Linked DNA regions of Homo sapiens: regions 1 and 3 are each linked to region 2. The links are chromatin loops, found by intact Hi-C in ENCODE. Cell type or tissue: OCI-LY7. All regions are shown on one strand. Each heading gives the region's core, and the rest is flanking DNA. Links, peaks and the distances in the headings are about the cores only. Region 1 holds the start of LOC124903712 (a long non-coding RNA gene). Region 2 overlaps AP1G1 (adaptor related protein complex 1 subunit gamma 1). Region 3 overlaps PKD1L3 (polycystin 1 like 3, transient receptor potential channel interacting).

Evidence for each region. Hi-C counts contacts between places; a loop is a spot of excess contacts. Peaks named below come from ENCODE experiments on the same cell type or tissue, not always from the same donor. Only the 100,000 strongest peaks of a DNase experiment are listed, where the experiment ranks them.
Region 1: a loop joins it to region 2, with 2.8 times the contacts of the local background. A loop is called at or near these places in 13 of 110 quality-filtered maps.
Region 3: a loop joins it to region 2, with 3 times the contacts of the local background. A loop is called at or near these places in 20 of 110 quality-filtered maps.

What each region holds. Positions count from the first base shown.
Region 1 is chr16:71,666,834-71,677,836 of GRCh38, reverse strand. It overlaps PHLPP2 (PH domain and leucine rich repeat protein phosphatase 2), which reads left to right. Exons shown (of 19, transcript NM_015020.3): 9 at 1,188-1,390; 10 at 5,515-5,575; 11 at 8,467-8,562; 12 at 10,504-10,659. LOC124903712 (a long non-coding RNA gene) reads right to left here and starts at 7,037. Exons shown (of 2, transcript XR_007065109.1): 1 at 6,950-7,037. RefSeq lists an enhancer at 6,957-7,251. In OCI-LY7, for the core only: no CTCF peak of the experiment used is centred there; no DNase peak of the experiment used is centred there.
Region 2 is chr16:71,741,489-71,752,491 of GRCh38, reverse strand. It overlaps AP1G1 (adaptor related protein complex 1 subunit gamma 1), which reads left to right. Exons shown (of 23, transcript NM_001128.6): 14 at 2,160-2,282; 15 at 2,509-2,598; 16 at 4,114-4,241; 17 at 5,800-5,904; 18 at 6,878-7,019; 19 at 7,222-7,348. Among named protein-coding and RNA genes, the nearest start is that of SNORD71, 11 kb to the left of the region's middle. In OCI-LY7, for the core only: CTCF peaks have their summits at 5,613 and 5,831 (motif pointing right); a DNase peak (open chromatin) is centred at 5,861.
Region 3 is chr16:71,959,226-71,963,225 of GRCh38, reverse strand. It overlaps PKD1L3 (polycystin 1 like 3, transient receptor potential channel interacting), which reads left to right. Exons shown (of 30, transcript NM_181536.2): 16 at 1-21. Among named protein-coding and RNA genes, the nearest start is that of PKD1L3, 39 kb to the left of the region's middle. In OCI-LY7, for the core only: CTCF peaks have their summits at 1,414 and 1,617 (motif pointing right); DNase peaks (open chromatin) are centred at 1,625 and 3,185; H3K27ac peaks cover 1,983 bases.

The DNA of each region.
Region 1 (11,003 bases), core at 3,772-7,771, 74 kb after region 2:
GTCATTGGGTTTCTTCTTGATACCCATTGTATTACAATTAAAATGTTAAGGGTTTCATTACTAAGAACTTTTTATGAGAGTTTTATTTTCTAGTCATAATATTTTCCTAAAGGAAGCTGGTAAAAAGACACCTACTGGATGTTCTGTTATTTACAGTAAGCCATTGATGTAGCTTGTAAAGACAGTAAGAGAGTTTTTTTTTTTTTTTAAACCACACTGGAGACTTAAGAGAGAGATTTATAGAAATACAGGAAAGTGAGAATAGACCTGCATAAATTAAATCATACACCTGTGTAGAAAAAACCCAGAGGTCATTTTCTATAATTTGCCTTTGAACTCTTCCATATATATATATATATATATATATATATATATATATATATGTGCAGATTATTTCCTTGTCTGTTAATTAATTTTATGTTTGAACCTTAGCTCTAGAGATAGAGCAGGCATAGCAACAGGAAGAAGTATGGCTCCATCCTTATACTCTGGACATGGTACTGTTGTGACTGCTTTGCTACTCACTGACTCAAAAGGTTGTGTTCATCTTCCTGTTCCTTTGTCCTACTTAGTGCCCACCTGACATTATTAGGTATTTGGATATAAGTGTTTAACTGTTCGTAGATATGGCCTCTTTTTTCCTTCTCTTTATTAATTTGTATACGTATTTGCCAATTTGGATTGTCTAACTTAGCTGTACCTTGAGTTATTCATCAACTAATTATTTATATAGTACCTTGCAAAATGAGGCGAGTAGTGAAATTCTTAAGTTGTTTAGGAAACAGAGAAAGGGGGCCGGGCACGGTGGCTCATGCCTGTAATCCCAGCACTTTGGGAGGCCGAGGCAGGCAGATCATCTGAGGTTAGGAGTTCAAGCCTGGCCAACATGGTGAAACCCCAGCTCTACTAAAAATACAAAAAATTAGCCTGGCATGGTGGGGGTGATTCTAATCCCAGCAACTTGGGAGGCTGAAGCAGGAGAATCGCTTTAACCTGGGAGGCAGAGGTTGCAGTGAACCGAGATCACGCCATTGCACTCCAGCCTGCGCAACACAGTGAAACTCCATCTCAAAAAAAAAAAGTAAACAGAGAAAGGGATCATACCTGTCCTATTTTTTATTTTTATTCTGGTAAGCACATTTAATAGACTCTTATTTATGATTATTTTCTTGTTTCTGCGTATTAAGGATGAACCATTTGAAAACCATGGTTATTGAAAATCTGGAGGGAAATAAACACATCACCCACGTGGATCTGCGGGACAACCGACTGACTGACTTGGATCTTAGCTCCTTATGCAGCTTGGAACAGCTGCACTGTGGGCGGAATCAGCTGAGGGAGCTAACACTCAGTGGCTTTTCCCTTCGGACCCTCTATGCCAGTTCCAACAGTGAGTTTTCTCTGCAGCCTTTTGTTTTTTCTCTTTCAGCTGTTGTCAGTGCTTTCTGAGAACAGTGGCACCTGTGGTGTTCCTCAGCCACTCTGCAGGATGGGGTTTGTGGCTCATTGAGGCAAAGCTTTATCTCTTCACTTTGCTGTCAATACTTAAGTGGTTGCAGTGTGCATAAAAAGACATGGCAGGATACTTTGAGCTTTACTAATTGAGCATAATAAGAGGCATTCCACAGAATAGTGGTGGTGGGGAGGTGGGCAAGCATGTTCAAAACAGAGCATCAATAATAGTCTAAAACAGGTTGGCAAACTATACCCCAGGACTGCATCTGGCCTGCCACCTCTTTTTTTATGGCCCATACGGAATGGTTTTTACATTTTTCTAATGGTTGGGTAAAAAAAAAAGTCAAAAGGAGAATTTTGTGGCCAATCATGGGGGCTCATGCCTGTAATCCCAGCACTTTGGGAGGCTGAGGTGGGCTGATCACCTGAGCTCAGGAGTTCGAGATTAGCCTGGGCAACATGGTGAAACCCCATTTCTACAAAAAATACAAAAGTTAGCCAGCATGGTGGCAAACCTGTGGTCCCAGCTACTCAGGAGGCTGAGATGGGAGGATCACTTGAGCCTGGAAGGCAGAGGTTACAGTGAGCTGAGACCGTGCCATTGCATGTTCTCATGAGAGAACTGGGTGAGACTTGTGAGACCCCATCTCAAAAAAAGAAAGAAGAATTTTGTGACATGTGAAAATTACTATGAAATTCAAGTTTCTATGTTTCTGAATGAAGTTGTACTGGAATGCAGCCACAGTGGTTTGCTTGCATATTGTTTATACATTCTTGCTCTTGTGCTACAGTGGCAGAATTGAATAGTAGTAAGAGAGACTGTGATATGGTCCGCAAAGCCTAAAATGTTTACTATTTAGCCTTTTACAGAAAAAGTTTGCCAATTCGTGGTTTAAAAGCTTGTGTAGCCTCAGTGCTAGAATGAGAAGCCACTGATTTCAATAGTGATTTGCTCTAAGAATATTTTTCAATGAAAAGGTCCTCATATTTGTCGAGGCCATTCTTTTTATGGAAAGTTCTTTACCTTTGTTTACTTTTGATATGTGTTTAAGGAAGGAAAGGAAAATAGGTTAAATTTTACTGTCAGAAAAATGCAAATGTAAATAATAACATTTTATACTCATCACATTTAAAAAAAGGTAATTCTGAGTGTTTCCAGAGGCGAGGAGAAGCATCTTCCTGAGCACTCACACACTGCCAGTGAGAGGTGACTGGTAAAACCACCCCAGAGAGTAATGTGACAGTGTTAGAGATGTCGAGACACACACATACCATATTCTAGAAGTTTCCTGATTGGGATATATCCCAAAGACACCCACATGTGCACAAGGAGATGTATAACAGATTGTTTATCACTTTTTGTGAGCATGAAAAAGTAGGATTTTGAGACGGAGTCTAGCTCTGTTGCCCAGGCTGGAGTGCAGTTGCCTGGTCTCAGCTCACTGCAACCTCTGCTGCCCAGGTTCAAGCGATTCTCTTCTCTTAGCCTCCTGAGTAGCTGGGATTACAGGAGTGTGCCACCATGCCCATCTAATTTTTGTATTTTTAGTAGAGACATGGTTTCACCATATTGGCCTTGCTGTTCTTGAACTCCTAACCTCTAGTTAGCTGCCCACCTCAGCCTCCCAAAGGGTTGGGATTACAGGTGTGAGCCATTACACCCGGCCTAAAAGTAGGATTATTAATAGGAAAATGGGCAAATCGGTAGTGATATATTCATGCAATAGAATATTGCACAGCAGTGAAAATGAATGTACTAAAGCTTTGCATGGTAATATGGATAAATTGCACACTTTTTTTTGAGCAAGGAAAAGTGCATAATTAAATGTATATTGTGATAGTTATATCAAAATTTAAAACACTCACAGAAATATTGTTTTCTTCGTTATAAATATGCCATAACTATGAAAGAATACATGAGAGTGATGAAAACCATATTCAGGATGATGTTTACTCTTGGTATGTGTGGTATTTTAATTCTTTAAAAAAAAAAAAAAAAGTCTGGGCCTGGCACAGTGGCTCAAGCCCGTAATCCCAACACTTTGGAGGCCTAGGTGGGCAGATCACCTGAGGTCAGGAGTTCAAGACCAGCCTGGCTATTATGGTGAAACCCCATCTCTACTAAAAATACAAAAAATTAGCTGGGCATGGTGGCGCGTGCCTGTAATCCCAGCTATTCGGGAGGCTAAGGCAGGAGAATTGCTTGAACCCCGGAGGTGGAGGTTGCAGTGAGCCAAGGTCATGCCATTACACTCCAGCTTGGGCAACAAGAGCAAAGCTCCATCTCAAAAAAAAAAAAAAAAGTCTGCCACATATAAAGCAGAATGTAGGTTTGTTAAAAGCTATATGATAGGTGAAAGAGGGTTCATTATTTTATGCTCTTTATTTTTCTGTATCTGTAAACTAGATTATACAGATAAAAGTTGAGGACTTCTGTTTGCGTTGCCTTTTATTATGTTATAGAAGCTTCAAATTGTAGCTTAGATTAATTGCTTGGTCAGAAGAGTGTTAAAACTGGTGAGTGTTGACTTATGCTGTTTATAGATGCCTGACATTGTAGTAAGTCCTAGCTGTGGAGATTTTTGTTATCAGGCCCATCCCTATCCTTAATGTGTCTAAACAGTGAATTCCTGGCCCTACTGGAAAAGACCTCATCAACAGGCACACAGTCCTAAATATTTACTCTTTGTAAATATTTAAGTATGTACAGATAAATGAAATATTTTAATAGTATTTAAATACTTAAATACATGAAAAAGTCACCAGGATTCTATCACAGCAGTTAACTGAACAGGGCTTGTTTGAGGTCTGCTACTCCGTTTACAAAATCCTTAAATTCTACAACCTGGAAGAATTCACATAAAAACTTGCAGTTTTGATGCCTCAAAGTCAAGAACTCTGCTTTACAAAAAGAAGTTATCTAAATGTGATCAGTTAATATAGGGAAAGCACTGAACTTGACTAGTCATCAGGGATATGCAAATTGAAACTCCTGCGTGGCACCACTATACACCTACCAGAATGACTAGAATGGAAAGGCCTAAAAATCCCAGGGGCAGCTGTTGGAGTGTAAATTGGTACAACCACTTTGGAAAACTGTTCAGTAGTATCTGCTAAGGTGAACAGAAACATACCCTGTACCCAGCAGTGCCTCTTCTAGGCTTACGTTCAATATAAGGACTTATATTAGTCCACAAAAGACACGGACAAATATGTTCACAGAAGTACTATTCATAGTAACTGCAGACTGGAAAAGACTTAACATGTCATCAACTCTAAAATGGGCAAATAAATTGTGGTATATTCACATAAAATAATTTTTTACAGGCATGAGAATGAATGAGCTATAATCATATGCAACTGTATAAACAAATCCTGTAAGCATATTGTGGAGTGAATGAAGCCAGACAAGTAAATTATACATACTGTGTGCATATATTTATGTAGATAGGCAGAAATAATTATACATACTGCATGCATATGTTTACATAGATAGGCAAAAGTAATTATACATACCGCATGCATATATTTATGTAGACAGGTAAAAGTAATTTGGTACTTGGAGTCAGGACTCCTTGAGGGGAAGTGACTGGAAAGGGAAACATGGGGCAGTTCCCAGGGAGCTGGTAATGTTCTGTTTCTTGATCCGGGTGTTGGTTCCACTAGTGTGTTCAGTTTGTGAAAATTTACTGAATTGTTGCACTCTTCTGTATTTTTGTTATACTTCAATTAAAAGTTAAAATATTGCCAGTAAAAGTCTAATTATTTTTATCAAGTTAAAAAGCTAAGTAGTTACTGTTAACATTTAACTACTGCTTAATATTGTATAAAGGCAGTGCAGTACACAGGATCCTTCAATTAGCTGTTACATTTGTTTTTCAAGACAAATTGGGATCAGTTAGTCAAAGTGAGTTTTCAGTAGTTTTTGTCTTTAGCTCATCTTGGTAGAATACATCAGTTTTCTCTCTGGTGATTTCACTAAGCTACTTTTCCATTGTCAGCTCTCAGTTACTTTCTTTTTTAGAGGATGTCACTAACACCTGTTTGTTTTTGGATTAGGGCTGACAGCAGTGAACGTCTATCCAGTACCCAGCCTGCTCACTTTCTTGGATCTCTCCCGGTGAGTGTCTTTCATGAGGGTGGCGCTTGCTTCTTACTATTTAAGAGATACATGTGGATTTTTTGGCAGTTTTGATGTACAAGAAATCTAAGTATTTTGAAATACTTGGATAACCTGGAAAAAGGAGAAAGGATGAATGGACGAATAAGTTTAATAGCCTTACTGTATAAAGGAAGGATTCTCTTGAAATAGTAAGGTGTCTGTGAATTACTCTTTCTTAAAGACTATAGATGTAGGATGAGATGCAAACAAGGAAGACCTGTTATCTTCAAGGCACTGATTCCCGTTTTGTCAGTTGGAATCAGATAATTCTTGATTTTTAGATAGTGGGTGTTTGTTTGTTTGTTTGAGACGGAGTCTTGCTCTGTCGGCCAGGCTGGAGTGCAGTGGCGTGATCTCGGCTCGCTGCAAGCTCTGCCTCCCGGGTTCACGTCATTCTCCTGCCTCAGCCTCCCGAGTAGCTGGGACTAAAGGCGCCCACCACCACGCCTGGCTAATTTTTTGTTTTTTTAGTAGAGATGGGGTTTCACTGCATTAGCCAGGATGGTCTGGATCTCCTGACCTTGTGATCTGCCTGCCTTGGCCTTCCAAAGTGCTGGGATTACAGGCGTGAGCCACCGAGCCCAGCCAGATAGTGGGTTTTTAAAATATTATTTAATTTTTTTGTACTCCTATAACTCATGTTGGTCTTATTTTTGAAGGGACATTAATTATATTCAGGATTTTATTACTTTTTATTCATTTATAACCACTGTTGGGCATTCTGGGTTCAGCGGTAGAGTTTTGCAGTCTAGTGGCAAGATGAACAATCAAACAAGCAGTGACAGGGCAGCATCCTAAGTGCTGTGAGTACAGGGTGCCCAAAGCAGATCAAAGGGGCAGTGGGCAGGGTCCTATTTGGTCAGGGTTGTTGTGAAGACTGAGTGAGATGATAAATGCAAAATGCATAAGATAGTACCTGACGTGTAGTCATCTCAAGAAATACTAACTGTTGTAGCCAGGTTTCTTTTTGTTGATTTCGTTACTTTATCATTATCATTTTAAGCTAATGTTTTAGATTCCCTTCCATTTCTTCCTGCTTATCTTCCCAGCAAAACCCCAGCATGGATCAGTACTAAAATTTTACCTTTTCCGTTGAGCTTGATCATTGCCGAAGAAAATCACATCCAAGTAGACACCACTACAAACTCAAAATTTCCAACCTCATCTGGAGCTTATTGGTTCTTTGTCTTGCCAGCTCCTTCCAGTGTCCTCAGCATCTACCTCCCTCAGTGTCCCCCTCCCCAGTCTCCTCCATGCTGGAACTTAGCTTCCTACTTGATTGGGAAAATAGAGGCCATTGTGGGCAATTTCCCTCAGCTTCCAAACACCCACCTTGCTTGAATTTATATAGATGCGTATTCATTCTCAGCTTCTCTCCTCTGTTCATGGCCAGTCCAGCTGTCTGTGCCTGTGACTCCTCCACTCCCACTGCCCTGGACCTTGCACTGTTCGTCGTCATTATTGTCCTCCTCTCTCCCCCTCCTCTTCCCCTCCTCTCGTGTGTGTGTGTGTGTGTGTGTGTGTTTTCAGCCTCTTTTTTCTTAGTCTGTACACATACTTTGTCTCTTCTGTCATAACAAAGTTCCCTTTACCTCACAATCCCCCTAACTATTTTCTTAATTCCTTTCTTCCCCCTTTTGTCCAAATTTCTCAAGAATTATGTGCATTTGTTGGCTTAGTTTCTTCAGTCCCCATCTGCTTATCCCTCTAACAGCTCAGTTTAGTTCTGCTCTTATTGGAACTTTTCTGTGTTGACACAGTTAATTTTGCTCTCTTTTCTCCAAACATGCTTTTTCCTTGGCTAGCTAATACAGTCTGATTTTTTTTCATGCCACTTTGGCCATGTTTCTTTTGCATACCCTTCTTCCTCAGCTAGCCCTTTAAAGGTCGATTATCCCCAAGGTTCTGTCCTTGGTCTGCTATACTTCATTGGACGTGACCTCATTTACTGCAGTTATTTCAGCTACACTCAGATCTCCAGCCCAGGCCGTCTCCTCCGGGTGCTCCAGCATCACCAAGCTGCTTGTTATTCCCCATACACATCATATGTTTCTTCTCTTGCCTCTGTGCTCTAGCTCATGTTGCCACCCTGTGCTTGGAATGTGCTCCTCACCTCAGGCCTTTGTACAACATCTTCATATTCTAACCCACATATTTCTTAGAGAGCTTGTTTTGATCCATTTTAGGTAAAGGGTTTCCTTCACTAAGGTATAGCAATATGTGTGTTTCTCTTACATAGCGCTGCTTCATTCTGCCTCATTATATCGCTTGATAAACCTGTAGATACCTTGAGGCCTAGAGAAGCTGTCACATCTGAAAAAAAATTCTCTTGACTAAATATCTGCCTAGTGCTCTACTAATTATTTGAGCTCACATTCTAAATGGTTTGAAACTTTTCCCCCACTAGTTATCTTTTGCTTCTACTGTCTCACTTGTATTCATTCTGTTAATTTTCCCTGGAATTTGCTTCTCTTCTCACCCAGTCATTACCTGTGGAAGTCTTAACTCATCTTTGAAGGTTTGTTAATTATAATTCCTTGTCTTTCCCTCATCCCATCCCACCACAAGTGTGCTTTTCTATTGCAGAAAGCCTTTTTATCTTCTTTGAGCATGCAACATAATTGATCCAGTATTATACATTTTCAGGTACTTGTCTCTCCTCTCCCTTCTAATTCAGCAGCATTCAATGAGCACCTACTATATTCCAGGCAGTGTTCCAAGGGATGCCTTGGAGACAGTGTTCCTGCCCTCAAGGGCTCACAGGCTGGTTAATGGATACATTATAGCCTACTGAAATGAGTTCCACTTGTCATCTTAAATGGTGCCATTTAATTATTTATTTTCTGCAGAAACCTGCTAGAGTGTGTCCCTGACTGGGCCTGTGAAGCAAAGAAGATAGAAGTATTAGATGTGAGCTATAATCTTCTCACAGAGGTTCCCGTGAGGTATGTGTGCCTGGATGCATATATTATGTATATACTAACATTTACGTGTGTGCGTATTTAAATTTTTTTCTAGATTTGGGTTGCCTTTTATTTGTTCAGTGTGTTGAGTACCTGCTGAGCATGAGGCAGTGTGATGTGCTGTAAGGAACATAGTAAAGGCTAAAGCATGGGCTTGGCTTGCAAGGAACTTAATGAGAAGATAGTGTAACATATGTGGATAACTGTGATGAAATAAATACACTAAGAGTTGCTGCCATAGGTTGGTGACATGATAGTAATAATAGTTAATTTTTATAGGATGAGCTATTATAAGCTGAGCAATGTTCTAAGAACATCACTTTTATGATCTTACCTAATCCTTTAAAAACCTTATCATATATTTAATAGGTGCTGTTATCTTCATCTTAGAAATGAGGAATGTAAAGCTTAGAGCAGTTAGGTAACTTGTTGAAGGTTACACTTAACCAGGAAGTGACGGGAGCTGGCATTTGAAGGTAGTCTTTTTTTTTTGGAGACAGGGTCTCATTCTGTCACCCAGGCTGGAGTGTAGTGGCACAGTCACTCCTCACTGCAGCATCAACCTGCTGGGCTCAGGTGATTCTCTGTCCTCAGCTCCCCCTCAGTAGCTGGGACTATGGGTGCACACCACCACACCCAGCTAATTTTTGTATTTTTAGTAGAGACGGGGCTTTGCTATATTGGCCACACTGGTCTCAAACTCCTGGGCTCAAGCAATGGGCCCATCTCAGCCTCCCAAAGTGTTGAGATTACAGGCGTGAGCCACCACACCTGGCCTTGGATGTAGTCGTTTTTACTCCAGAGCCTTCACTCTTTTTTTTTTTTTTTTTTTTTTTTTTTTGAGACAGAGTCTCGCTCTATCGCCCAGGCTGGAGTGCAGTGGCGCGATCTCGGCTCACTGCAAGCTCTGCCTCCTGAGTTCACACCATCCTCCTGCCTCAGCTTCCGGAGTAGCTGGGACTACAGGCACATGCTGCCACGCCCGGCTAAATTTTTTTTTGTATTTTTAGTAGAGAACGGGGTTTCACCGTGTTAGCCAGGATGGTCTCGATCTCCTGACTTTGTGATCTGCCCGCCTCTGCCTCCCAAAGTGCTGGGATTACAGGCATGAGCCACCACCCCCGGCCAGAGCCTTCACTCTTAATCACTACACTGTATAAATTAAATGGAGAAAATCAGAAGAAATTTGAATAATTAGGGAATGTTTCATGGAGAAGATGGCATTTGAATTGACCTTTACTAGATGATGGGATTTTTCTAAGTGGTGGGAGAAAGAGAGTGGGGCTTGGTGAAGGCGGCAGGGAATGATACATTCCAAAGCATTGAGGTATAAAATGTTATTTTCTATGGAGTCTTTAAAATTAAACTAGAGGCGTTTAACATACTAAATATGAACACAATCTTTGGAGTCAAACCTTAATTCAAGTCCAGACTTTACCATTTACTATGCAGTGTGAAATCTTAGGCAAATCAAAGTTACTGAACCTTTCTGAATTAACTTCATTGTTAAGTGGCTTAGCACATTTTAAGCACTCCATAAATAGTAGTTTTTATTGTAATGAAATGTTATGAATTTATTCACAAGATGTGTTAATATTAATATACTGAATTTTTGGTGCTGCTTAGACTTAAAATCTAAATTGATTTATTCTAGAAATTGCCTTTTTAGTATAGATCTCCTCTGTGCTGTTTGCCTTCATTAATTCACCTTTTCTCAGAATGACCTTAATGACTTCCTGGTGGGTGGTAGGTAAACATATGGTCATAGCTGCTTTCTTGGCTCAGGCACTTGTCAGTGAGTATACAATCTAGGAGAATATGTTTCTATAAGTTAACTAATTTCAGTTAAATAGGCTAGGACAGCCTCAGAAAGAATGATTTAAGTAAGTTTTTAATGTGTTTGTTTGTATGCTCCCCCCTTAGAATTCTGAGTAGCTTGAGTCTTAGAAAACTGATGCTGGGACACAATCATGTGCAAAACCTTCCAACACTGGTAGAGCACATCCCCCTCGAGGTGCTGGATCTTCAGCATAATGCACTCACGAGGCTGCCAGACACCCTCTTCTCCAAGGCCTTAAAGTAAGTATCATAGGATTTTTTTCGGAAGAGCAGAATCATTGGCTAAACAGACTGCAGTGACTTATCATTGGAGTGACCTTTGGAACTGTATTTACAGAGCGTTTACCTAATAGTCCAACTATGAGTGGAGACTTATTTGCAATTTTTATGAAACAAAATATGACACTGTTTTATGAGGCAGTAACTCATAGTTGAAATAACTGTTAAATCCTTAAAGAGGTTTCTGTGTTGTAAACAATTTCAGACAGGTTGAGAAGATTCAGGCTTTCATCTCTGAAAATGAATATAGTTATGATATTTAAAGAGAAATTACAACATTCTGCTGTGGCTTCTTTGGGCAATTT
Region 2 (11,003 bases), core at 4,013-8,012:
ATTGAAATTATGACTTATATGTATTTGTTGACTTATGAAATTATGACTTATATGTATATGTATTTGTTGCTGTGGAATTCTCTCTGGGGCATACTCGTTTTTTAGTTTACTTACAATGAATTAACTTGGTAAAAGGTTAAAAGTTAATAAATTTGATTAGCAAGGGGAAAAATTATAATCTAACAAAATGTAATTAACATAATGATGAACAGGACATGTTTTCCTAGTTTTCATGAGGCTCAAAAGAAGGGAGAAATTAACACTCCTGAAGGAAAGTGTTTATGAGAATTCAAAAGCTTTTTTTTTGTGCCCCTGATTTTATTTTTCTAACTGACTTGTGTTCTCTTATGATCATGTGATTTGTTTTCTTTAGCCTGTTACATGCTGGGTTACATTGATATTTGAATGCCTAACCAGCCTTACATACCTGGAATACGTGGTCAGGGTATATTATTCTTTTTATAACTTTGTTGGGTTTGATTTGCTAATATCTTGTTGAGTATTTTTATATGTGTATTCATGAGAGAGATTGGCTTATAGTTTTCTCTTATAATGTTGTTTTTGACCCATGTGTTATTTAGAAGTATGTTCTTTTAATCTCCAAATATTTTGGGATTTTTTTGCACCTGTCTTTGTGTTGCAGATTTCTAGTTTAATTCTGTGTGGTCTAAGAGCATACTGTCTATGATTTATGTTATTTGAAATTTGTTAAGATATTTTTTATGACCCAGAATATGGTCTTTCTTGGTTCAGTGTAAGTTTAAGAAAAATGTGTATTCTGCTGCTGTTGAATGAAGTAGTCTTATTATACAAACCCATTAGATCACCCTGATGCTTTCTTGTATTTAATGCACTCTGCTTTACGGAAGGATGTAAATAAACTATACTGCAAATTACCTGCTTTTTAGCTTCTCACCTTTCCTTCTGATCATTTTCCCAGAATTCTTCCTCTGTCTTTGTGTTTCTTAACAGGAGTGACCTGATAAAACCCTGATCACCTGGCTGTTTTTTTTTTTTTTTCTTTTTTTTCCTTTCCAAAATACACATGGTTAGGACTGGTCTCAGTCTTACAAATTAAATCTATTGTTCTATTTAGGAATGGGAGATTGACCAAGGTTGGGTGATAAAGTTTTAAACCTTTACATTATTATTATTATTATTATTATTGTTGGTAGTGATGGAGTCTTGCTGTGTGGCCCAGGCTTGTGTCAAACTCCTGGCCTCAAGCAGTCATCTTGCTTCAGCCATCCAAAGTGCTGCGATTACAGGTGTGAGCCACTGTGTCCAGCCTTCCTTTTTTAATTTGGACAAAGAGAAATTTTTTTTTTTTTTTTTTTGAGACGGAGTCTCAGTCTGTTGCTCAGGCTGGAGTGCAGTGGCGCAAACTCGGCTCACTGCAAGCTCGGCCTCCTGGGTTCACGCCATTCTGCTGTCTCAGCCTCCTGAGTAGCTGGGACTACAAGCACCCACCACATGCCCGGCTAATTTTTTGTATTTTTAGTAGAGACGGGGTTTCATCGTGTTAGCCAGGATGGTCTCGATCTCCTGACCTTGTGATCCACCCGCCTTGGCCTCCCAAAGTGCTGGGATTACAGGCGTGAGCCACCACACCCGGCCTTTGGACAAAGAGAAAATTTTTAAAAATAAAATAAAATTTAAAAATGTAACATATTTAAATAAGACTTTGAAGTTTGAGCTGTTATGAACCTGAGAATTGGAACCAAATTTATCTTTGAGGGTGTTTTCTGGTATTCTTCTTTTAAAAACAATAGTAATGGCTGGGCGCAGTGGCACACGCCTGTAATCCCAGCACTTTGAGAGGCCGAGGCAGGTGGATCATCTGAGGTCAGGAGTTCGAGACCACCCTGACCAACATGGTGAAACCCCATCTCTACTAAAAATAGAAAAAATTAGCCAGGTGTGGTGGCATGTACCTGTAGTCCCAGCTACTTGGGAGGCTGAGGCATGAGAATCGCTTGAACCTGGGAGGTGGAGGTTGCAGTGAGCCAAGATCGCGCTATCGCACTCCAGCCTGGGTGACAGAGCGAGACTCTGTCTCAAAAAAAGAAAGGAAAAAACACACAGTAATAATAATAGCTAACACTTGTTATCATCATTTCTGTGTGTTTCTAGGGGTAATTGTCTGCATTTCCTTTTAGGCAGGAAGTTATGTTCGTGATGATGCAGTCCCCAATTTAATCCAGTTAATAACTAATAGTGTGGAGATGCATGCCTATACTGTCCAGCGCCTGTACAAAGCAATTCTTGGTGATTATTCTCAAGTAAGTACTTCATTCAACTATTTTAGGGGGTAATTTTACCCTCAATTTTTCTGGTATGTTTTTCTTCTTTTTTTTCCCCCCTCCTCTCTCCCCTTTGGTATGTCTTTATTTCTAACACTCTAGATATGCACAGTTTTGATCTTTATTATGAGATGACCTATGATTTGCATTAAATAACTTTGGAAAAATTGAAGTTCTTGAGAAACGTTGACTTTTCTTTTCACAGCAACCTTTGGTACAAGTGGCTGCATGGTGTATAGGTGAATATGGTGATCTTCTTGTATCTGGCCAGTGTGAAGAGGAAGAGCCTATTCAGGTACTCCTTGTCACTCTTGGTTAAGTGGGGGAAAATAGTGGTTTTGGTTATAGGAGAGTAGTGTTTAATGGGGAGTTGAGGTTGATTCCTTGAAAACTTTTTAGGCCAGGCGTGGTGGCTCATGCCTATAATCCCAGCGCTTTGGGAGGCTGAGATGGGAGCATCGCTTGAGCCCAGGAGTTTGAGACCAGCCTGGGCAACATGGTGAAACTCTGTCTCTACAAAAGACACAAATATTAGACAGGTATGATGGTGTCTAGTCCCAGCTACTCAGGAGTGAGACCCTGTCTCAAAAAAATTTAAAAAATACCCAACTTTTTAAAGAAGCAAACGCGAATTATATTGGAAAACCTGCCATTTTTTGAGATGGAACTTATTGAGCCATTGTGAGGTTTTTTGTTTTTTTTTTTTTAATAGAGTCTCACTCTGTCACCCAAGCTGGAGTGCCATGGTGGGATCACAATTCACTGCAGCCTTGATCTCCTGGGTTTCAAGCGATCTTCCCACCTCAGCCTCCTGAGTAGCTGGGACTATAGGCAGGCACCACCCTGGCTAGTTTATTCTACTTTTTTTTTGTAGAGACAGGGTTTCACCGTGTTGCCCAGGCTGGTCTTGAACTTCTGGACTCAAGCAATCTGCCTGCCTTGGCCTCTCAAAGTGTTGGGATTAACAGGCATTGCTGAGTGTGGTGGCTCATGCCTGTAATCCCAGCACTTTGGGAGGCCAAGGCGGGTGGATCATGAGGTCACCTGCAGGGTGGTTAGCCAGACCATCCTGGCTAACACAGTGAAACCCTATCTCTACTAAAAAGTAGAAAAAATTGGCCGGGCGTGGTGGCAGGCACCTGTAGTCCCAGCTACTCGGGAGGCTGAGGCAGGAGAATGGCGTGAACCCGGGAGGTGGAGCTTGCAGTGAGCCAAGATTGCGCCACTGCATTCCAGCCTGGGTGACAGAGCCAGACTCCGTCTCAAAACAAAAAAAACAAAAAAAAAACAAAACAGGTGTGAGCCACTTTGCCTGGCCCCATTGTGAGATTTTAAAACCACTTTAGGCCCAAGTCTCTGTCCTAGTGGACTGAATTACTGTTTCTCTTACCCTCTGGCTGGTAAACAAGAAGAAATGAGACATGTATCCATGTTCTTATTTGCACATTAAAGGACTGGCTTTAAAAGGGAAAATTGTGGCAACAACACTTGAACTCTGTATGTTTTTCTTTTCTTCTTCTGTTTCTGCCACTTGAAGCTCTAATATTGCCTCTCAGCCCCAGTGGTCATTTTTCACTCTTTTTACCCCCACCTGCTCTGGTTGATAGAACCAGAGCACTTTTTTTTACCCCCAACTACTCTGGTTGATAGAACAGCTTGGACAGTTACCCTGGCAAAGCACAGGTTGAGTTAGAGGCTTTTGTAACGGTAGGATTGTCTTTCTGGCTGCTTCCCCTGACTTGATATCAGATTTAGATGCTTAATCATGCTACTCATTCTTCATCGTCTTCTTTTTCCTCCTCCTCCTCAGGTAACAGAGGATGAAGTGTTGGATATTTTAGAAAGTGTCCTAATCTCTAATATGTCCACCTCTGTGACACGAGGTTATGCCCTCACTGCCATTATGAAGCTTTCCACTCGATTCACTTGTACTGTAAAGTGAGTATTGAAGAAACATAGGGTGAACAGGTTGTTTTGTAATTAAAAAACAAAAAAAATCCCAAAAAACTTGTTATCATGGAAAATTTCAAGCATAGACAAAAGTAGAGAGAATAATAACACAAATTTCCATTACTTATTTCTCCACAGTCACAGTGATCAATTTGTGGTTAATCTTTATTCATCAGCACTTTGTTCCCTCTCATTCTTTTACTCCCTTGTGGATTATTTTGAAGCAGAAAAGTTTAGGGGGTTTTGTTTGTTTGTTGAGACAGGGTCTCGCTCTCTTACCCAGGATGGGGTGCAGTGGCGCCATCATATTTTACTGCAACCTTGAACTCCTGGGCTTAAGGGATCTTCCTGTCTCAGCCTCCAGAGGAGCTGGGACTATAAGTGCACACCATCGTGCCTGGCTAATTTTTACATTTTTTTGTAGAGAAAGTGTTTCGTTTGTTTGCCCAGGCTGGTCTCAAACTCCTGGGCTCAAGTGATCCTCCTGCCCTGACCTCCCAAAGTGCAGGGATTACAGATGTGACCCACTCCACCTGGCCTAAAAGTTACGTTTTTAGAATGAGATTTCTAATACCTTTTTTTTTTCTTTTTAAGTTGAGAATCTACTTCCCCATATAAAGGTTTTGGTTTATTTGTATTTTATATTTCATTTTATTTTATGACAGAATCTTGCTCTGTTGCCAGGCTGGAGTGCAGTGGCATACAATCTCGGCTCACTGCAATCTCCATCTCCAGGGTTCAAGCAATTCTCCTGCCTCAGCCTCCTGAGTAGCTGGGATTACAGGCGCACACCACCATGCCTGGCTAATTTTTGTATTTTTTGGTGGAGATGGGGTTTCACCATTTTGGCCAGACTGGTCTCGAACTCCTGACCTTGTAATCTGGCCAAGGTTTTGGTTTATTATATTTTGACAAGTCTTAATAGGAATAAAATCATGAATGTTTTGGTGATTAAATCTTTTAATTCTCCTCTTTGCTTTTTTGAATAAAGTAGATTCTCAGGTCACTTTCCCACCCAAGCATATTTAAGGCCAACGTAGTTCTTGTAGTCTTTCTGCTTCACTTTTAAATGTGAAGTCTTATAAAAAATGGTATTGAATTACTTTTAAAATTCTGAACTGGAAGAATTTGGGGTCAACATTTTGAGGCTCTGACCCTTTTATAGATTAAAAATTATTTAAAAATTATCAAAGAAGAGAATGAACAGTACAAATTTCTTTTGTGGCAAAGTAATAGTTGGTACTTTTGTCTAGCAAAGTTTAGGGAGTGGCATATATATATGTGTTTTTTCCACACCATCATTGTTGCTGAATGGGGATGGCATATTTAACAGACAAAAATCTAGTGTTACAATGAGAATAGTATAATGCGAATGTCAGATAAATGGATGAAAGTAAAGTGTTTTGTTTTTGAAAAACTATATAAATTAAGAAAAAATGAGTATTTCAGTATTTTAACCAGAAAATTCTGGCTTATTAAACATTATCTCTGCTTATTTGTGAATTTTCTTTTGGGTATTTTATTTCGTTTGTCATTTTATCTATAGCCGAATTAAGAAAGTGGTTTCCATCTACGGAAGCAGCATTGATGTGGAACTCCAGCAGAGGGCAGTAGAATATAATGCACTTTTCAAGAAATATGACCACATGAGGTGAGCGAAAGAAACTAAGCAATGCGTGTATCTCTTAGCATCCTGACTAAATTGTCATGGTAATCCATAAAGAAGATTCATTCCTTGTGCTTTATTAATTGTTCCTCGTATCCCTATTTAGTTCTAATTGCTTGTCTGCTTCTGTTTTGTCCATCTTCTATTCTGCCTAGTCTCTAAAGAAATAAATTAACTCTCTTTCATTCCACCTCCAACACTTACACTTTTTTTGATATGGAAAGTTTGCTTTATTTTCTATTTTATTTAGTTAAGAAGTGGGAGGCCGGGCGTGGTGGCTCACGCCTGTAATCCCAGCACTTTGGGAGGCCGAGGCGGGCAGATCACGAGGTCAAGAGATCGAGACCATCCTGGCCAACATGGTGAAACCCCGTCTCTACTAAAAATACAAAAAAATTAGTTGGGCATGGTGGCGCATGCCTGTATTCCCAGCTACTCGAGAGGCTGAAGCAGGAGAATCATTTGAACCTGGGAGGCGGATGTTTCAGTGAGCCAAGATCATGCCACTGCACTCCAGCCTGGCGACAGAGCAAGACTCTGTCTCAAAAAAAAAAGAAGTGGGAGTTGTATTTTTTCAAGACAAATAATCTCATTCAAATTCTTTTACTGTTAACATTCTAGTGTTTGGGTCATCTTTTATTCTTCTATTATACAGTATCTTCTTGACTGTTAATACCTATGGATTTACCTTTCTTTCATCTCAGTCTCTCTACCACTGAAATATATGCTTTGGGATTTAGCTGGGCAGTCTGTTTATTCAAGATTTTTTTGTCTGCCCTTAATCCAGCCAGGAATTTAGGTCATGTATTCTTGTAATCTACCTTCTATTTTAGTGTGTGTGTTGGATGGGGAGGGGAGATAGATCTCCATGCTTGGGCTCAACATAGTTAATGGTGATTATTTTGGGTAGGGAATCTAGGTTAACTGCCTAGAATTTAACCACTTCAGATTCTTCTAGGTCTGCCCTACTTGAGAGAATGCCTGTCATGGAAAAAGTGACCACAAATGGCCCTACTGAGATTGTGCAGACAAATGGAGAGACAGAACCAGCTCCACTAGAGACCAAACCGCCACCCTCTGGGCCACAGCCCACCAGCCAGGTAGCCAGCCTTTCACTTGCTCATCTGGGGCTTCTTACGATTTTATAGTCCCTTACAGCTTGTCTCTTAGCTGAGTCCCTTTAATGTTCCTGGGTTGGTTGATGATTTCCTTCCTTATTTTTACATATTGAAAGAGCTTTGCATTAGATGTATACTAGACAAATCAAATAATAATGAATTGAGGTGTTGTTACCTTGTTTAGGCCAATGATTTATTGGATTTGTTGGGAGGAAATGACATAACACCTGTTATTCCAACTGCGCCTACAAGCAAACCATCTTCTGCTGGTGGAGAACTTCTTGATTTGCTGGGAGACATCAACCTTACAGGTGAGGCAGTCTGGAGCTATTTAATACCTGGGAAAAGATAGAGGCCTCAGGGAAAAACTAAACTGAACCCAGACTTTCCAGCACGTGAATCATTTGAAGATGGGAGAGGCTAAATCAGAAGCAAGAGTCAAATCTTCACAATATCCGGGTTATATGTTGTATACTAATAATGCTCTAAAGATAATTTATACGGATTTCTTAAAGGCAAACTCCTAATTTTGGGTGAATAAATTATTCATAGTGTTTTAAGATAGAAACTACTTTTCCTGGCTGGGCGCAGTGGCTCATGCCTGTAATCCCAGCACTTTGGGAGGCAGAGGCAGGTGGATCACCTGAGGTCAGGAGTTCTAGACCAGCCTGGCCAACATGGTGAAACGCCATCTCTACTAAAAATACAACAATTAGCCGGGTGAAGTGGTGCATGCCTATAATCCCAGCTACTCCGGAGGCTGAGGCAGGAGAATCGCTTGAACCTGAGAGACGGAGGTTGCAGTGAGCCGAGATCGCGCCAGTGTGTACTGCAGCCTGGGTGACAGAGCAAGACTCTGTCTCCAAAAAAAAAAAAAAAAAAACACACTTTCTCTTTCAAGCTCAAAAAATATATCCCGTATCACCTTTGCTTTTAGTGTCCCAAGACATGACTTCTTCTTGGTTCCTTCCCACTAATGGTTAGTTTTCAGTAGCTGTGGCCATTTGTGGAGAGATGTTAACCTGCTACTTACCTCTTCCCTTTCACACTTTCTGTAATTAAAGCAACTGAAGGGCAATCACTCATAATATTCAAACATAACTTTTCATTTGGGAATATTTTTTCTTCTGTTCATATATACCAGTCATTTGTAATTGACATGTTCAGCAATATGATAAACCCGAGTCCAATACAACTTTTATTTTTATTTTGAGATGGAGTCTTGCTCTGTTGCACAGGCTGGAGTGCAGTGGCACGATCTCGACTCACTGCAACCTCCGCCTCCCGGGTTCAAGCGATTCTTCTGCCTCAGCCTCCTGAGTAGCTGGGATCACAGGCACGCACCACCATGCCCTGGCTAATTTTCGTATTTTTAGTAGAGATGGGGTTTCTCCATGTTCGTCAGGCTGGTCCTGAACTCCTGACCTCATGATCCCCCTGCCTCGGCCTCCCAAAGTGCTGGGATTACAGGCGTGAGCCACTTCGCCTGGCCTTTTTTTTTTTTTTTTTGAGACAGAGTCTCACTCTGTCACCCAGGCTGGAGTGCAGTAGCATGATCTCGGCTCACTGCAGCCTCTGCAACCTGGGTTCAAGCAGGTCTCCTGCCTCAGCCTCCTGAATAGCTGGGATTACAGGCGCCTGCTACTGCGCCTGGCTAATTTTTGTAGTTTTAGGAGAGACAGGGTTTCACCATGTAGGCCAGGTTGGTCCCGACCTCGTGATCCACCCACCTCAGCCTCCCAAAGTGCTGGGATTACAGGTGTGAGCCACCACGCCTGGCCTACAACTTCTATCCTAAATTTCAGTGTAAAGTATAGCTGAAAGGTTAAAGTGTCTTTTTTTTTTTTTTTTTGAGACAGAGTCTCACTCTGTCAGCCAGGCTGGAGTGCAGTGGGATTATCTCGGCTCACTTCAACCTCTGCCTCCTGCGTTCAAGTGAGCCTCCTGCCTCAGCCTCCTGAGTAGCTGGGATTATAGGCGAATGCCACCATGCCCGGCTAATTTTTTGTATTTTTAGTAGAGACGGGGTTTTGCTGTCTTCTTTAAGAGGATAATGAAGAGTTAAAGCACACATGACCTTGAGTAAAAAATAGACATAGGATAACAAGTTGGATGGTTAGCTAAGCTCATTCCCACAGGCTGATTTTTTTTTTTCCTAATACAGTGGAGTCACAGAGTATAGGATTTATGTCTGTGTCTTAACAAAATTTCAAAATGTTACTTGTCATGTACTTATGAATCATTTACAAATGGTCAATTTCAAATCCTCAAATGTCAAAGCTGTACTGGATAACCGGCAAAGAAAAAACAACCCCACAGTTAAACCATAGCATATACTTCACCTAATATGTTAGTATTTCCATGTTAATATATATAGCCTTCATAATTATAATTTTAGGTGACTAATACTTTATCAACAAATTTGCTCTGTTTACTCAGTTCGTTAGTATTGGGTAGTTTGGCTTTTTTTTTTGGTTTTTTTGAAACGGAATCTTGCTTTGTTGCCCGGGCTGGAGTGCAACAGCACGATCTCGGCTCACTGCAACCTCTGCCTCCCGGGTTCAAGTGATTCTCCTGCCTCAGCCTCCCGAGTAGCTGGGATTTATAGGCACGTGCCACCATGCCCAGCTAATTTTTGTATTTTTTTATTAGAGATGGGGTTTCACCATGTTGGCCAGGCTGGTCTTGAACTCCTGACCTCAAATGATCCTCCCGCCTTGGCCTCCCAAAGTGCTGGGATTACAGGCATGAGTCACCGCACCCAGCCAGTATGGGGTATTTTGTTTCTAGATTTTTCTTACCTAGCGGCCTCAACAAATATTACATCAATTTGTTCTTATTTTAGATTAATTTGTTAGACTAAGTGACTTAGTCTTTCTGAATCTGGTTAAAATTAGGATGATTAATACTTACTCCATAAGATATTTGTGAGGCCCATTGACCTATTCAGTGCATGATACATAGTAGGCACTTGGTAAATATTATTTACCTTTTCCTCAATTTATATGTTTAACCGCACAGTCATAAGCATTGTATATTATCATTTTAAAAAGCCCTATTGGGTGAAAATTTGGTCCTATTATATTTTATTTTTATTATTATTTTTTAAATTTTGTAGCCCTCTGCCAGGCTTGGTCAGCAGAGAGAGGCCCTATTATTTTTTGATCACAGAGAATGTTTAATATTTATTCACATATTTGTATTATAGATGAGGTTCCTTTCTGAACATTCCTGTATCCTTAGCTCATTTATTGTGGAGTCTTTTCTTTTTGTTCCTACTGTCTTGTTTTCCTAGTGTTATATGTTAAAGCAAAATGATAAAATGTTAAAAAGTCTGGGTTTTCTTGCCTTATTCATAATGTGTTTTAAAGATGTTTTTCCACTTTTTACATTAAGTTTTAAAATTTTGAATTCTAGATTTCTTAATTTATCATTACAGTTTTACCCCATTATATAGAAATTTAAGTCAGTAGAAATTCAGAATAGATTTAACATGTGTTTTTAAAGGGTTTGGAGCAGTAAGTTTCTGCTCTTCTCCTAAACTACCTTGCTATACTTTTACAGGACAAAGAAAAGTGAAAATTTGAGGGAGTTGGGGACCTATATGCTGCCTGTATCTTGAGTAGCCTCTGATTTTCCATGAGAACACATTTCTAAAATTGTTTTGAAAATGGGAATTGGGGGAAATTTTCTCGATTTGATTTTTTAGACTAGGAGAACTGTATGAATATTTCTTTGTCTGCTTCATTGATAATCTGCTGGACTGCACAAATGGTGTTTGCATTTATTTTAGCTTCTCGTGCTTGCTTAGCCATCCGTATTTCTATTCTCTTTGCTAATTTTTAATATGTCATTTACTTGTTTTTGTTTTTGAGATGGTGTCTTGCTCTGTCACCCAGGCTGGAGTGCAATGGTGTGATCTTGGCTCACTGCAACCTTTGCCTCCCAGATTCAAGCGATTCTCCT
Region 3 (4,000 bases), core at 1-4,000, 210 kb before region 2:
GAGAGAGCTCTTTTCCTTTAGGTACTGTTGGAAAATTACTATTAACAGTGAATATTGATGTTCACTATTAATTGAATTGTTCACGATTGAATTGTTTTTAATGCAAATTAACATTTTATTAATGTATTATTTCAAACATACATAAGCATTACTGTTGTGGTTGTAACTGGTGTAACCATTACCTTAAAAATCAGAAGGAAGACAAAAAGAGATTCGAAGTATAAAAATTATAAATATTGCCCTTATTTTCTGAAACTGTTTACCTAGAGAATCATTTATAAATTTACTAAGATATCTAGGAATAAAAGAATCACTCAGATCAATGGAATATAAAAAGGATACCACTACTTCGATGATACAAATATTTATGAGAACAAAATATAAAAATAAAGGAAAGTATTAGAGGGCTGTAGCCTTCAACTGACTTTCAAAGACACTAGTAAACTGGCCAGGCACCGTGACTCATGTTTGCAATCCCTGCACTTTGGGAGGCTGAGGCAGGCAGATCACTTGAGGTCAGGAGTTCAAGACCAGCCTAGCCAACATAGCAAGACCTACTAAAAATACAAAAATTAGCCAGGCGTGGTGGTGCACACCTGTGATCCCAGCTACTCGGGAGGCTAAGGTAGGAGAACTGCTTGAACCTGGGAGGCAGAGGTTGCAGTGAGCCAAGATTGCCACTGCACTCCAGCCTGGGCAACGGAGCGAAACTCCATCTCAAAAAATGCAAAGATGTTAGTAAACCAAAATAATTAAAGCAATGTACTGGTGAATTCACAGACCAGGAGAACGGTATAATATACGTATCAACTTCTGTATCTTTCTAGGTATCCATGTATCTTTCTATGTCTCCTGAATGCTAAAGATGAGAATATTCCTAGGAGAATATACCTCTGCTATCTGACCTCCTTCTTACCTTCAGCTTTCTGGTTCAATATTACGGCTCTCGGCTTTTTCCTCATGGGAACAAGATGATTGCAAGAGGCCCACACACCATGTCCTAGCCGGGCATGGTGGCTCACACCTGTAATCCCAGCACTTTGGGAGGCCGAGGTGGACAAATCACTTGAGGCCAGGAGTTTGAGACCAGCCTGGCCAACATAGCAAAACCCCATCTCTACCAAAGTACAAAAATTAGCCAGACTTGGTAGCATGAGACTGTAGTCCCAGCTACTTGGAAGGCTGAATCAGAAGAGTGGCTTGAACCCAGGAAGCGGAAGTTGCAGTGAGCCGAGATACAGCCACTGTGCTCCAGCCTCAGTGGCTCTATCAACCAAACACCACGTCCTTACATTAAAATGCCTAAAGGCAAAAAAACATGGAACTGTTTCTTCTGGTACTTGACTCCCAGAACAAACAAGAAATGTGTATTTCTTTGTTAAGATCTGCTCCAATTACAATTGCGGCATATAAGAAATTACTCCCAAAACTGAGTGGATTAAAACAACCATGTTACTTTTCTCCTGGTTTTGTGGGTCAGAAATTCAGTGAGGCCATGGCTGGGGAGTTTTCCCTTGGGATCTTTCATCCTGGCTGGGTCTGTTACTCATCTGTAAGCTCCTCTGTGTTAGATTTCCAAAAATGATTCGCTCACAAGGTCAGCAGGGGGCGCTGGCTGTCAACTGAGAGCTCATCTGTGGCTGTCAACAAAGCACCTATGTATGGCTTCTGCGTGGCAACCTCAAGAGAGTGGCATTTTTCACAGGGGTGGCTGTCTCCCTCCAGAATGGGCAGTTCAACAGAACTAAGTAGGGGCTTTAGCCTTTTATGTCCTAACTTTGAAAATCAGATTCAAGGAGAAGGGCCAAGGTACGGTGTCTCACTCCTGTAATCCCAACATTTTGGGAGGCTGAGGTGGGCAGATCACCTGAAGTCAGGAGTTCGAGACCAGCCTGGCCAACATGGTAAAACCCCTTCTCTACCAAAAATACAAAAGTTAGCCATGCGCAGTGGTGCACGCCTGTAGTCCCAGCTACTGGGGAGGCTGAGGCAGGGAAGTTGAACCCGGGAGGTCAAGGCTGCAGTGAGCTGAGATCACGCCACTGCACTCCAGCCTGTGCGAAGGAGTGAAGACTCCATCTCAAAACAAAACAGAGAAAACAAATAAGTCTTGAAACTAAAAATCATGGACTCTCAGCAAGAAGTGGGAAAAAAAAAATGAGATCCTGTCTCTAAAAAACAAACCAAAAATATATGTTTTAAATTGTGTGTTGCTTGTGTATAGGAATAAACTGGTAGAAATTTTCTCTCCTTCACCAAAACTTAAGGGGTAGCGAATACTATTTCCCCTCCCTAGACCTGATACAGTTCTAGGTTTGTTTTGTTTTGATTTTTGAGATAGGGTCTCACTGTGTTTGCCAAGCTGGTCCCAAACACCTAGGCTCAAGCAGTCCTCCCACCTCAGCTTCCCGAGTAGCTAGGATTACAGGCATATACCATTGCATCCAAAGTTCTAGTATTTTTAAAACATATATAGACATATTTATTCAAACATACTCATTTTTGTTGCAGAAATGTGATTTTTTATCTGTTTAATCTCTGTGTTTCCAATAGAGGAAAGACTGTGAGTTTAATTCTCCTTCAGTTATGTAAGTTTTTACCGTATAGACATATTTTATATGTCTATTGGATGTTTATTAGGAGCATTTAAGTGTATGTTATTTCTTCTGGATACTTTTTTTTTTATTATATAGGTCTCCCTTTGATCCTGTTGACACTTTGTATCTTAAATTCCATTTTATATTAACTAAAGAAAGTTGACATACTGATATTATTTCTATTGTTTGTTCTTATCTTTTTACTTTCAGCCCTTTTTATGGTTTTGCTTAGAGTTATGTCTTGCAAGCAACATATAACTGGATGTTTAAAAAACCAGATCTAATAATCTCTTTTAATACATGAGTTTAATATGTTTACATTAACCATGATTACCAATCCATTTGGACTTAATTTACCATATTATTTTGCATTATTTGTTATAATCCATTCTCTTTCCTTTATCTACTTTCCACATTGTCAAATTGACAGGTTTTGTAGTTTTTTTTGGTTTTTTTTTTTTAAGGTTCTCTGCCTCTTGGTTTGTTGGTTGGTTGGTTGTTTCTTTCAGATGGGGTCTTGCTCTGTCACCCCAGCTGGAGTGCTGTGACATGGATCACAGCTCACTGTAGCCTCAACCTCGCCAGCCTCAGGTGATCCTCCCACCTCAGCTTCCTGAGTAGCTGGGACTACAGGTGTGTGCCACCATGCCTGGCTAATTTTAAAACTATTTTTGTAGAAACAGGGTCTCACCATGTTGCCCAAGCTAGTTCTTGAACTCCTGGGTTCAAGTGATCTGCATGTCTTGGTCTCCCAAAGTGCTAGGATTACAGGTGTGAGCCACCATGCCTGACCACTTCTTGTATTTTTAATCTTTGCTGGTTTAGAAACTATACATTGTATTTTTTCCTCTTTCTCCTCTTGTTTTTCCACTTCCTGCTTCTGTTCCTCTTCTTCCTCTTCTAATTCTTTTTATTGGTTACTTTTAATTTTTAACACACTTTTTCTCCATATTAATTTTCTAAGAATAACGTTTCTTCTGCCTGAACATGACAAAGAATTAGCAATGCTTTAACCGTTCTTGAGTAACCTCTCTCCCAATTCCCATGTTTTAAATTACTCTCTAGTGTTATGGTTTTACCATTTTGTTTTTAGATGCACAAAAAAGGTTTTTCCTTTCATATTTCACAGTTAATTAAATAATTAATATCAATTTCTCTGTTTATTCTAGTTTTCTGTATTCTTTGTTTTTTGTTTGTTTGTTTAGTTGGTTGGTTTTTGAGACGGATTTTTGCTCTTGTTGCCCAGGCTGGAGTACAATGGCACGATCTCAGCTCACCACAACCTCCACCTCCCAGGTTCAAGTGATTCTCCTGCCTCAGCCTCCTGAGCAGCTGGGATTACAGACATGCGCCACCATGCCCGACTAATTTTGTATTTTTAGTAGAGACAGGTTTCTCCATGT